Regions from separate parts of the Mus musculus genome. Here region 1 is linked to region 2. Evidence: chromatin contacts called from ENCODE Hi-C or POLR2A ChIA-PET data. All regions are on one chromosome and are shown on one strand. Each heading gives the region's core, a stretch centred on a gene start or an enhancer-like site at or near the end of the contact. The rest is flanking DNA. Distances are from core to core; before and after follow the strand shown. Region 1 overlaps Lrp6 (low density lipoprotein receptor-related protein 6). Region 2 overlaps Bcl2l14 (BCL2-like 14 (apoptosis facilitator)).

The links. A loop is a pair of places that touch in the nucleus more often than their neighbours do. ChIA-PET counts read pairs that join two places held with the same protein, here RNA polymerase II (POLR2A).
Region 1: a loop to region 2 is called in a map of heart, with 2.1 times the contacts of the local background. The contact joins two enhancer-like sites. A Hi-C loop is called at or near these places in 3 of 37 maps with a recorded cell type or tissue (gastrocnemius, heart and regulatory T cell). POLR2A ChIA-PET finds 5 or more read pairs at or near these places in 1 of 5 experiments (embryonic stem cell).

What each region holds. Positions count from the first base shown.
Region 1 is chr6:134,469,596-134,472,295 of GRCm38, reverse strand. Lrp6 (low density lipoprotein receptor-related protein 6) reads left to right here. Exons shown (of 23, transcript NM_008514.4): 13 at 1,405-1,607. Among named protein-coding and RNA genes, the nearest start is that of Gm52921, 20 kb to the right of the region's middle. Within about 2 kb of position 1,300, at least 1 of the 3 ENCODE cell types and tissues checked has a DNase peak (open chromatin) inside an H3K27ac peak, as active enhancers do; it is heart, where a contact is called at or near this core.
Region 2 is chr6:134,424,183-134,426,882 of GRCm38, reverse strand. The region is part of intron 3 of Bcl2l14 (BCL2-like 14 (apoptosis facilitator)); the gene reads right to left. Among named protein-coding and RNA genes, the nearest start is that of 4933406J09Rik, 22 kb to the right of the region's middle. Within about 2 kb of position 1,287, at least 1 of the 3 ENCODE cell types and tissues checked has a DNase peak (open chromatin) inside an H3K27ac peak, as active enhancers do; it is heart, where a contact is called at or near this core.

The DNA.
Region 1 (2,700 bases), core at 51-2,550, 45 kb before region 2:
ATCCTCTACAAGAGCAGCAGGCACTCTTAACCACTAAGCTGTTTTTTTCCAGCCCCTATTTTTGTTTTGTTTTGTTTTGTTTGGGGTGGGGGTTCTTGGTTTTAGACAGCTTCACCCTATCTAAGTCTTGCGTTTGCAGTGACTCTTCTGCCTTAGTCTCCAGAGTACTAGGATTAGAGGCACTACAGCTGACCTTAATGCTTGCTTTCAAGATTATACATGATAAGTGTTAAAGTGTCTATAGGGACTTGAACCCAGGGCCTCATGCAGGCTAGGCAAGTCTTCTCTCACTGAGCTACGTTCCAATCTATTATTAGTTGTTTTTTTGTTTATCACTTTTTCCTTCTTCTCCCTGCAAAGCAAATAAAATCTATAACCTTTTATGTTATTATTAAATGATTAATTAAAAATAAGATCTTTGGTATTTTTGTAAGACAAAAAAACAGGCTAGATGATTGAAAACCAATGGCCAGGGGGTTGGAGAGATGGCTCAGCAGTTAAGAGCACTGACTGCTCTTCCAGATGTCCTGAGTTCAAATCCCAGCAACCACATGGTGCCTCAAAGCCATCTTTAATGGGATTCATGCCATCTTCTGGTGTGTCTGAAGACTGTAATACTATACTCAAATATATAAAATAAATAAATCTTAGAGGTAAAAAAAAAAAATCAATGGCCAGAGAGATCTAGGTACAAAATTGTAACTTATTCCTCTAATTCACCTTTTTAATAACTAAAAATGAGACATACAGATAAATCTTTTATAGAGTCCATCCCTTTTCTGTAACTCTAAGAGTGATTGAGCCTTTTCCCTGCTAACATCCCAGGCATCTATTCAGATGTAACTGAGCATTGAATTGTTCATCAGATGCAAAGCTCTATTAAATGAGAGAAGACATATCAGTCACTTACAATGGAGCCAAAGGTCTAGTAATAACTATGTAACTGAAAATAGTTAGGTAAAGGCCAACTGGAAAGGAGTAGAGTGACTAAAGAGACACAGAGTGAGCGTGGGAATCAGACTGGGAGAATCTCATCTGCCTGGGCGCGGAGGAGGTCAAGGGAAGCCACACAGAGGCTGGGGAATGGTCCCGGAGGTGTGGGTGGGATTTAGAGGTAAACCAACAGAACCGCTCTGGGCAGCACAGCACCATCAGCACCATCAGAGAAAGCAGGAAGAAGAAGCAGGCGGAGGGACAGGGCGGGGAACAGTTACAACAGCTTGATAAGCCGAGTGCTGAGTGTTCTCCCTTTGAAGGACGGTTCTGGACGCGTGCCAAAGCCTTCTTCCCTTAGCTTTACCAAGCCCTTCCAGTTGGAGATACAGTAACCGCCTCGCCAAACCTCGCGGCTGATGAAGCCCCAGTCCCTCACTGTGTTTTAGATTTGCTCTTTTCTTTTTAAAGCTCCCACCACCTTCCTGCTCTTCAGTCAGAAGAGCGCCATCAACCGCATGGTGATTGATGAACAACAGAGCCCTGACATCATCCTTCCTATCCACAGCCTTCGGAACGTCCGGGCCATTGACTATGACCCTTTGGACAAGCAGCTCTACTGGATTGACTCTCGACAAAACTCCATACGAAAGGCACATGAAGATGGTGGCCAGGTAACTCGGGCTTAATCCAGAGTTCATTGCTGACTAGAATTGCTTCAACCGTCCCCACTGCTTCATTTGTGTACAGGGGAGATGGAAGTGCAGAGATCATACTTTTTATTTTTAACTTCTCAAGTTAACTGTACCCTAGAGACATGATGATGGTGGCGCTGGGTTGGACATTTTATCAGGGAAAAGAGGTCGTTAGTGACTTTGACCACTGGTTACATCTACTCTTGCTATCTTTCCATTATCCTGGTCTGTGCAGAAGTACAGGTCTTGAAATCAAGTAGGTCTTAGTTCCGATCCCAGCTCTGTCACTCATTAGAAATCTCAGTTAACTTTTTTGATTGAACATAATGCAAGGCATAAAGCCTCTACCTGTTAATGATAGGGGTTGTACAGATATAATTATATCACTAATTACCTTTTACTTAAAAGACTCATTGAGTAAAAAACATAATCTTAGCAAAAAATAAAAACTCCAACAGTTTGATCCAGTATTTCTTGGTAACTATTTGGGGACTGCAGAATGAGAATAATGATATTATCAGTCTCATGATGATATCATCAGTACATGCCTATGTACGAGGCATGGATTTCAGTACTATTTACACTTCCTTCGTCTCTGGGCTCAGCCAGTGTAAGCTTCAAATGACAGCAGCCGTTGGCTGTCTTCTTTACAGCAAGCACTTTACATTTTGAGTGTGTTAAAATATAGGGAAATGAGATTACTCAAGTACCTTACGGTGAAGAACAAGGAGGATGTCATGTATAGGGTGCTGAGGATCATTTAGCAGTGTTAGCAGCGTGCTCATACCTTGTACTCCATCTGTACCTTATTCTCATAGGCCAGTGCTAGTGGCCAGTAACTGGTAGATAGAAATTACACAGCCAAAGACACGGCAAATAAATTAGATATCTTTTTGAAAGATCTTTTTGAAGTTGTATTAACTCAGAATCCTAGTAAATGAAATAAAATTTATTTGGACCGACTATATAGAAAAATGTGCTTTTGGTTGACTTTGTAAGAAAATATTACATTAATAATAGTAATATAATAATAATTGCTATTGGGCTGGAGAGATGGCTCAGCAGTTAAGAG
Region 2 (2,700 bases), core at 38-2,537:
CCCCTTAAGTTTAATAGAAAACATTCAAGTAATGCTTATAGGTAAACAAGGCTTCATACACACGACCACATCTGTCACCTCAGCACTCAGGAGTCCAGGGCTGCAAGGTCGTGAGTGTCAGACCAGCACAGACTACAGATAGCTCAGAAAAGTGTGTAACATACAACTCATCTTTCCTGAATTTGTAAGCCAGGAAGGGATGTACTGTGTGTTTCCACTCAAGGAAGGAAGATTTACACGGCATAGACTCAAGTTATAGCCACCCAGAAACAATGCAGCTTTGTATCCGCTTGGGGAAGGCGGGGTAGAGCAGGCAGGTACTTGGCTGACTTGTTGGGTAGTCACTGGTGTTCCACCAATCAGCTCACTGTAGGAACTTGAAGTGGTTCTGTGTTTGGTCCCAAGTGGAGTAGCTGAGTGTAATCATACTGTATTTGGAGAAGAGCATTCATTCACAGTAATTAATGATGGGGGTGGGTCAAGAGGTAGGGGTTAGTCTTGGCTACATAGCGAGGTCCTATCTCAAATAAGTAGTAAATAAACCCATACATACATACATATATGTATATTTGTATATATATATATATATATACACACATATCCAAATAATCTAGAATAATCTAGAAAGAAAGCCATCTCTGCCTTTCTCTTTTCTTTCTACTTGAATGGAGATATGATATCTAGAATCTCCACAGCCCTGTAGAATATGTTCTTCAGAACATCCAACATATAATTAGATATGCATAAAACTATGTATTATGGGAGCTGGAGAGATGGCTCAGCACTGGCTGCTCTTCCAGAAGTCCTGAGTTCAATTCCCAGCAACCACATAGTGGCTCACAACCATCTGTAATGGGATCCAATGCCCTCTTCTGGTGTGTCTGAAGACAGTGACAGTGTACTCATACATAAATAAATCTTAAAACAAAAACCTCTCTGTATTATGGTTATATACATTGTAATATATGGTTATTAAGCCTAAGATACAATTTAGCCAATAAACCCACTCTCTCAAATTTAGTTTTTATTCTTAATCTCATCTGAAATTTATTTTTCTTCTTTCTAAAAGGGGAGGAGATGATGTGAGTGATTTCTTTTGAAAAGTTAGGAGGGAAAGCCAAACAATACTTTTGTCATTTCCTCTAGGAAATGCGGAAGGAAGGCTGTGGAAACTTCCTGTCTCTGTGCAGGCCACAGTGACCCCTAAAGCCAGGTCATTGGGGCCTCCAGCTCTGATCCACAGTTGCTGACGCATGCGTGGGAAGACAGGGCAGGAGAGGAGGGCGGAACCCCTCTTGCTGTGGCCTCAGCCACCCGTGCATTTAGAAGCAGATGAACAAATCTGAGAAGATGGCTTCGTGTGGTTCAGGCAGTGTGTCCGCCACAAAGTCTCACTGCCTCTTGAGTGATGGGTTCTGCGTATTCTTAGGAGCCTGCATCCTCGCAGTCTAACTGAAGAAGTTCCCTTGGTCACAGGCTGGTTTGGAGCCATCCATGTCCATGCAGGGCTGATTCCAACTTAGAATGATCACAGCCCTTTAAAACTGAGCCGTTACTGCCATCTGCTGACTAACTATGGACAAGTTTCCTAGGCCCAACAAACCTGGCAGGAAGGGGCTCTGCTGAGGTGGGAGTGGGTGGGATGGCGGGAGAAGCGTCTGCTGAGGTAAAGGGCACTTCAGTGGTGGTAAAGTGGGTGGAGGTAAAGCCCTCAGTGATAGTACAATTTCTTTTTTCCTAACAAGGGAAGACTTTATCAGTTTTTTTAAAAAAAGAATAGTTTACATTTTTTGAAAAACTTCCCTTTTTAAAAGATTGTCTGCACGCATACCAGAAGATGGCATCGGATCCCATGGGACTATAGTTACACACTTTGTGAGCTAGCACATGGGTGCTGGGATTTGAACTCAGGACCTCTGGAAGAGCAGCAGTGCTCTTAACTGCTGAGCCATCTCTCCAGCCCGGTGGCTTATGTTCTGAAAAGTATTTTGTTTCTTTTCAGTTTTCCAAGACAATCTTACAGTATAACCCTAAGCTGGCCTCCAACTTGTTAAGTACCCCAGGCTAGCCTAGAACTGGCCATGCTTTTCTTTCTGAATGCTGAGGACGGCAGGTATGAGCCAGTGTGTTCAACTGAAAACCTATCTGCTTCTATCTCTTTGCCTGAGTGTCTTTCTTTCCTTCTTTCCTTCCTACCTTCCTTCCTTTATTCTTTCCCTCCCTCCCTCCCTCCCTTCTTCCTTCCCTCTTCATCCCTGTTACTCCTCTCATGCCTCTTCCCACTGCCCCCTCTCTTTTCTCTTCTCTCCCTTCTCCTTCCTTCCCTTTCTCTTTCTCCCTCTTTCCATTGTTTGTTTATTTGTTGTTTAAGACAGGGTCTCATGTAGCCCAGGTTGGCATTCATCTCACTATATAGCCAAGGCTGGCCATGAACCCTTGAAAGTCCTGCCTCCATCATCTGGCTCTTCTCTTTGGTCTTTCCATCAACCGGAAGAAGTAGGAGAGGGTGTGACTCTCCAGTATATGGGTGTAAACACAGTACCCAGGCTCCCCAGAGGTGAACTGGCCCAGGAAGAGGCAAAGCCTCTGCCCTGGCTAAGGTGCCTTCTCTCTCAAAGCAAGCTTCTTTACCATCACAGAGCCAGAAAACCCCTACTGCCACCATCCCCTCCCACCCTTCCCTCCTTGGGGAAAGTGGGT